Linked DNA regions of Homo sapiens: region 2 is linked to region 1. A link is a contact called in ENCODE POLR2A ChIA-PET data. All regions are on one chromosome and are shown on one strand. Each heading gives the region's core, a stretch centred on a gene start or an enhancer-like site at or near the end of the contact. The rest is flanking DNA. Distances are from core to core; before and after follow the strand shown.

Region 1 (3,768 bases), core at 316-2,815:
TTTCTTAACATTTTCTTTTCTCTACCTTCCTTTATTATAGGAACACGGGATATAATACGTATACAAATTATGTGTTAATTGACTGTTTATGTTATTGGTAAAGCTCCTGATCAACAGTAGGCTATTAGTAATTAAATCTGGGGGGATTCAAAAGTTATAAATGGATTTTCAACTGTGCAGGGGATCGGAACCTCTAACTTCCACGTTATTCAAAGGTCAACTGTGTATGAATTTGAATTTCTTTCATTGGTGGGCAGTGGTGTGGGGAGGAGGGCAGGGTTAAGGTAAACAAGCCCAACCAACCTCCAACTACCAATCTGGGAGAGTGAAATTTGGTAACATACTGCTATCCTTTCTGCATGGTACATTGGGATCTAGGGAATCCCTTTCTTTTCTTTTCTTTTTTTTTTTTTTTTTTTTGAGAAGGAGTCTCGTTCTGTTGTCCAGGCTGGAGTGCAGTGGCACGATCTCAGCTCACCACAACCTCCACTTCCTGGGTTCAAGCAATTCTCCTGCTTCAGCCTCCTGAGTAGCTGGAATTACAGGCACGCGCCACCATCCCCAGCTAATTTTTGTATTTTTAGTAGAGAAGAGGTTTCACTATGTTGGCCAGGCTGGTGTCGAACTCCTGACCTTGTGATCCGCCCACCTTGGCCTCCCAAAGTGCTGGGATTACAGGCGTGAGCCACTGCAGCCGGCCAGGAATCGCTTTTTTTTTTTTTTTTTTAGACGAAGTCTCACTCTCGTCACCCAGGCTGGAGTGCGATGGCACGATCTCGGCTCACTGCAACCTCTGCCTCCCGGGTTCAAGCGATTCTCCCGCCTCAGCCTCCCGAGTAGTTGGGATTACAGGCGCCTGCCACCACACTCGGCTAATTTTTGTATTTTTAGTAAAGATGGGGTTTCACCATGTTGGCAAGGCTGGTCTCGCACTCCTGATCTCACGTGATCCGCCCACCTCGGCCTCCCAAAGTGCTGGGATTACAGGGGTGAGCCACCACGCCCAGCAGGGAATCACTTTCTAAGGGTAAGTGGATATATCACTACAGCAGTCTCCTTTCACGCTTTCAGGACTTTAAATTTCCCTATAAGCGGGGAACTAGCCAAGCCCCAACTAGGCCATTATCCGGGTGGATCTTTTTTCTTTCATTTACTGTCATTTTTAGAGCTTTTCCAATCAGAGGATCAAAAGGCTGATTCTGATCACCAATGGAGAGATTGCTGGAGAATTAGCCAGCACCATATCAGAAGCTTGTGCCCACAGAAACAAAAGGTGATTTTGTGACAGGAAACATGACACCTGAGGAAAGCAGGCCAAAACAGATAGTTCAAGCTGACTCACTTAATAAACAAAAAGTTCATTCAGATGAGATTTTCTGATCCATCCTTAGAAGTAGGGTATTAAACACAAACACAATACTAAGACTTGTAGTTGAGGTTCAACATCATCCATCTGACATTATAAAAAAAGGAAGAGAACAGCACAGGCGGACACACTGAAAAGCTCTGTGACTGCAGTTGACGCTAATGGTGCAGAGCTAAGAGTCATGGAAAATTCCAAACTAACCAAGGACTTCCCCAATCCCGGCAGGCAATACAAGCTGCCTGAAAAAACACTTTCGTAAGAGACTGAGACAACTGGCCAATGCCTAGAAATACTAAAAAAATCCATTAGAATTTAAACTAGCCCCTATCTCCTTTTGTTACCAAGAATATAGCACAGAATGAAAACACCACTTCCCAGCACTTTGTAGGATGTTGTAGCGGAGTGGTTCTCCTCCCCAGCTGCAAATTATAATCACTCAGGGAACTTTTAAAATATACTGATGCTATTTCTGAGAGTGGAAAAAACATTGACTCCTTTTCCTCTGCTTTCACACCACAATAATCAACACAGAAGAGACTTCTACAGCCAAATGTGTGGGGATTTCTCCCCACCAACAAGCACACAATCAATTCTGCAGCGGACTCCAGCTGGGTGTCCTCCAATTCAATCCTGACATTATCTGCCTGGAGGTAGCATCAGCATCAGATCTCACAGGGTGAGGGCTTGGTTCCACAAGACCGCCCCTCACTTCTGATGCCAATCGCAAGCCCCAGGTTGTTCTACCTGTGCTTCTGACCAACTGGCTATAAATCGGGGAGGCTCTAACCTTTCTTAGGTTCAATTAATCTACTAGAGCAGCTCGCGGAGCTCAGGGAAACACGTTTTCTGGTTTACTATAAAAGATACTACAATCTGGGCATGGTGGCTCACGCCTGTAATCTCGACACTGGGAGGCCAAGGCGGGTGGATCACTTGAGCCCAGGAGTTCGAGATCAGCCTGGCCAACATGGTGAAACCCGTCTCTACTAAAAATACAAAAATCAGCTGGGCATGGTGGCACACATCTGTAGTCCCAGCTACTTGGGAGGGTGAGGCAGGAGAATCACTTGAACCTGGGAGGCAGAGGTTGCAGTGAGCCAAGGTCGCACCACTGCACTTTAGCCTGGATGACAGAGTGAGACTGTCTCAAACAAACTAACAAAAGATACTACACAAGATACTGATGAAGGGATGGACAGGGTGAGCTATGGAAAGGGGCACAAAGTTCTCATGCTCTTCCTGGGAACACCAGCCTCCAGGAATAGCTTCCAGCTTTCCTGAACCTCTCAGAACCCAATCCTTTTGGGTTTTTATGGAAGCTTCATTGTGTAGGCATGATTGATTACATCACGGGCCATTGGTGATCAGTTTAAGGTTCAGCCCCTCCCCCTTCCCCTATGGTTGGGCTGTGGGGCTGAAAGTCCCAACCCTCTAATCCTTCCTTGGTTCGTGATTAGATCCCATCCTGGAGCTACCAAGGGGCTGCCAATCATCAGTCAACTCATTAGCATACAAAGACACATGTCACTTTGGAGATTCTAAGGATTTTAGGAGTTGTATACCAGGAAATGGGAACAAAGACTAAATTTGTATTTCACAATATCACAATTTCACATATAACCTTTCATTTAATTCTTGTACTAGGAAACAGGCAGAGAGAGTCTAAGTGATTGGCCTATGGTCACAATGCTAATTAGGTAGTAGTAGATCCTAGACCAGGAATCAGATCAGATTACTGTTCCCACTTCAAAAAGTGACCTTCTGGAATATTTTAACTGAGAACATTTCAGAAGGCATTAATTTAGCTAAATCTAAATTGAGAATTCAGAAAATGAGAATCCATCCACTGAGCACTGATTAAGTTCAACACAAGCCTTTGGTGCCTTCACTAAAGAATATCCAGAAGAAAGAATGAAGACCCCTTTCTTGGTCAGGTCAGTATTTAGAAACTGTTTTTTCTTCGTATTTACCATTTCTCTGTGTTGGTATCATTTCAAGTCCTCGCTTCCCGTTAGTATGAAATACACAAAGTACTGTTGCTGAGTATAGTCACCCTATTTTGCAATCAAACATAGAAGAAACTTATTTCCTCTGTTTAATGTTTGTGCCCATTTTACGGGTACCCCACATGTTTGTACCCATTGTGCTACTCTTTATTCCCACAACTTTCCTTCCTTCCCAGTCTCTCATATCTATCATTCTACTCTTCATGTCTTTGACATCAAATTTTTTAGCTCCCACATATAAGTGAGAACATGTGATATTTGTCTTTCTGCACTTGGCTTATTTCACTTAAGATAATGGCCTCTAGTTCCTCCCATGATGCTGCAAATGACATGATTTCATTCTTTTTTTATGGCTGAATACTATTCCGTAGTGTACATATAACACATTTTCTGCAT
Region 2 (3,409 bases), core at 323-2,822, 5.5 Mb before region 1:
TCCTCCCACCTCAGCCTGCCAAGTAGCTGGGACTACAGGCACACACCACCACGCCCAGCTAATTTTTCTGGTATTTTTTGTAGAGATAGGGTTTTGCTATGTTGGCCAGGCTGGTCTCGAACTCCTGAGCTCAAATGATCCGCCCTCCTGGCCTCCCAAAGTGCTGGGATTACAGGCGTGAGCCACCACATCCTGCCTATCCTGACATTTCTTTACAAACAAAACTACACCAATTTCATATTGTTGGAATGAGGTGGGGAATAAAGGCATAAGCTAACCAATAGCATATTGCTGGAATTTTTGGAGTACATTTTTACACATTTCATTAATTTTTTAGGTCAAGATTGCCAGAGCCGTAAGCGAAGTCCTCTAAATTTATTTGTCTGTTCAACCCACATTTATTGGATGCCCACTTTGCTAGGCACTGGGGGTCCTTGGCCAGAACCTAACATCTAAGGGACACTTCCGATATGCTGGACTCTTTACAAATATGGGCTTTTATTTATCAGAAAGAAAGAAACCATTGTGTCTGGCCTCACTGCTCTTTTTTTTTTTTTTTTTTTTTTGAGACAGAGTCTTGCTCTTTCACCCAGGCTGGAGTACAGTGGCGCGATCTCAGCTCACTGCAACCTCCACCTCCCAGGTTCACACCATTCTCCTGCCTCAGCCTCCTGAGCAGCTGGGACTACAGGCACCCACCACCACGCCTGGCTGATTTTTGTATTTTTACTAGAGACGGGGTTTCACCGTGTTAGCCAGGATGGTCTCAATCTCCCGACCTCGTGATCCGCCCACCTCGGCCTCCTAAAGTGCTGGGATTACAGGCGTGAGCCACCACGCCCGGCCCGGCCTCACTGTTCTTACAGTTTCGGGAGCCAGACACACTAGTCACATAAACAGTCATAATGTCCCATGGTCACTGCTAGTGGTCTCTTGCATGAGGATCCTAGGATGAGGGGACAGCTAACTCTGTGGGGTAAATCAAGAAGGGCTTCTGAGAGGGGACCTCGGAGCCATCCTTGAGGGACACCCAATCTTCGTTCTTTCAACAAAATGCTGTTAATTTTCTTTGGTGCATTGTGCCTTGCTTAATTTTTAATAGATTTAACATTAGAATAATCCCCAAAACAGAAAAAATGAAAACAAACTTCTTTTGAAAATCTTGGTTGGGCGTGGTGGCTCACACCTGTAATCCCAGCACTTTGGGAGGCTGAGGTAGGCGGATCACCTGAGGTCGAGTTCAAGACCAGCCTGGCCAACACGGTGAAACCCCATCTCTACTAAAAATACAAAAATTAGGCAGATGTGGTGGCATATAATCCCAGCTACTCAGAAGACTGAGGCAGGAGAATCGCTTGAACCTGGGAGGTTGCAGAGAGCCGAGATCATGCCATTGCACTCCAGCCTGGGCAATGAGAGTGAAACTCTGCCTCAAAGAAAAAAAAAAAATCTTGCCTAGCACAGAGCCGGTACCCAGTAAAATGTGCTCTGTAGTGAAAGGAAGCAAGTGCGCGTTGCTGAGTGTGTACATCCCTTTTCTTTGTGCACTTCCTGCTGACAGCATCACAGTTTTCTTTGAAGAGGAACCCCGCTGCACGGGCTCCACGTGCTTTGTGGGTAAAGATGGCCGCATTGGAGATGGGCCCCGTAACCTAATACTGGAGGGAGAAACCCAAATAAAATCCAAAGAAAAGGAAAGAAAACAAGTATGGGAGAGGGCTTCATGCCTAGGAATAGAAGTGAAGCTTTTCTGAACATGCCTTGTGGTTTTTAGGTTTGACTCGGGAAACGTAAATATTTTTATGTAATTATTTAAAACTGTAATAATTTTTAAAGACTGGAACTCATAATTTTTTCACATGTGCCTTCCCACTTCTGAGTTGTAGTCAGCTGGGGTGCTGGAAAGCCAGGAGAAGGGGAAGATGTGAGCAGAGAGAATCTAGAAATGCTGTGTCTTGAGGGCGAGTGGATTCCCGGAGGTCTTTTGTTTCTTGGAGCGGAATTCTGACAGTGTCTTTCTAGGGATGCCTCTAGCACCAAGATTCCTACCATTCAAGATTTTTTTTTTTAATTCCTCAGTTTTATGTGGCATCTAATGCCTTCTCCATATACTTATCTCCCCAGTAATTCAAAAGGGACTCATTTGAAGAACTGTGTGAAATTACATGCAAATATTTAACTCTAGATATCTGCATAACATTGCCTTAAGATGGTCATCAGTGACCTGCTTATTTATCCTATTCACATTTTAAAATTTTGGCACAATGTACATAACATAAAATATGACATTTTAGTTTTTTTTTTCTTTTTCTTTTCGAGACAGAGTCTTACTCTGTTTCCCAGGCTGGTGTGCAGTGGTGTGATCATAACTCACTGCAGCCTCAGCCTCTTGGGCTCAAGCAATCCTCCTGCCTTAGCCTCCCAAGTAGCTGGGACTACAGGCAGGCACCACTAAGCCTAAGTCTTTTCTTTTTTCTTTTTTTTTTGAGATGGAGTCTCTCTCTGTTGCCCAGGCAGGAGTGCAGTGGCGCGATCTCTGCTCACTGCAAGCTCTGCCTCCCAGGCTCACACCATTCTCCTGCCTCAGCCTCCTGAATAGCTGGGACTACAGGCACCCGCCACCACGCCCGGCCGATTTTTTGTAGTTTTAGTAGCGACGGTAGCAACGGGGTTTCACCATGTTAGCCAGGATGGTCTCGATCTCCTGACCTCGTGATCTGCCCTCCTCGGCCTCTTAGAGTGCTGGGATTACAGGTGTGGGCCACCACGCCCGGCCAGCCTAAGTCTATTGTAACCATTTTTAAAAGTACAGGTCAGTGGCATTAACTGCATTCACATTGTTGTTCAGCCATCACCACCATCCATCTCAGAACCTTTTTCTTCATCTTCCCCAACTGAAACTCCATACCCATTAAACGATAATTCCCCAATCCCCTCTTTGCCCCGCCCCCGTTCTACTTTCTGTCTATATGAGTTTGCCTACTCTAGATACTGCATATAAAAGGAATCATAAAATATCTGTCCTTTTGTGTCTGGCTTCTTTCAAAAGCTCATTAGCAAAATACCTTCAAGGTTCATCTGTCTATCTAGTAGCATGTATCAGAACTTCATTCCCATTTAAGGCTGAATAATATTCCACTGTATGTATACACCACAATTGGTTATTCATCTGTTGATGGATATTTGGGTTGTTAACCTTTTGGCTGTTGTAAATAGTGCTGCTGTGAACGTTGGTATAAAACTATCTGTGTCTTTTGGGAATATACCTAGGAGTGGAATTTCTGGATCATATAGTAATTCTGTGTCTGACTTTTTGAGAAACTACCAAATTGTTTTCCACAGCAGCTGCGCCTTTTTTTTTTTTTAATTATACTTTAAGTTTTAGGGTACATGTACACAACACGCAGGT

What was found. ChIA-PET counts read pairs that join two places held with the same protein, here RNA polymerase II (POLR2A).
Region 2: POLR2A ChIA-PET joins it to region 1 with 10 read pairs in activated CD8-positive, alpha-beta memory T cell. The contact joins two enhancer-like sites. POLR2A ChIA-PET finds 5 or more read pairs at or near these places in 2 of 52 experiments (activated CD8-positive, alpha-beta memory T cell and naive thymus-derived CD8-positive, alpha-beta T cell).

What each region holds. Positions count from the first base shown.
Region 1 is chr5:173,014,493-173,018,260 of GRCh38, reverse strand. The region is part of intron 2 of ATP6V0E1 (ATPase H+ transporting V0 subunit e1); the gene reads right to left. Among named protein-coding and RNA genes, the nearest start is that of SNORA74B, 4.3 kb to the left of the region's middle. RefSeq lists an enhancer at 267-810. Within about 2 kb of position 1,565, at least 18 of the 41 ENCODE cell types and tissues checked have a DNase peak (open chromatin) inside an H3K27ac peak, as active enhancers do.
Region 2 is chr5:178,481,979-178,485,387 of GRCh38, reverse strand. The region is part of intron 2 of COL23A1 (collagen type XXIII alpha 1 chain); the gene reads left to right. Among named protein-coding and RNA genes, the nearest start is that of COL23A1, 110 kb to the left of the region's middle. Within about 2 kb of position 1,572, at least 4 of the 41 ENCODE cell types and tissues checked have a DNase peak (open chromatin) inside an H3K27ac peak, as active enhancers do.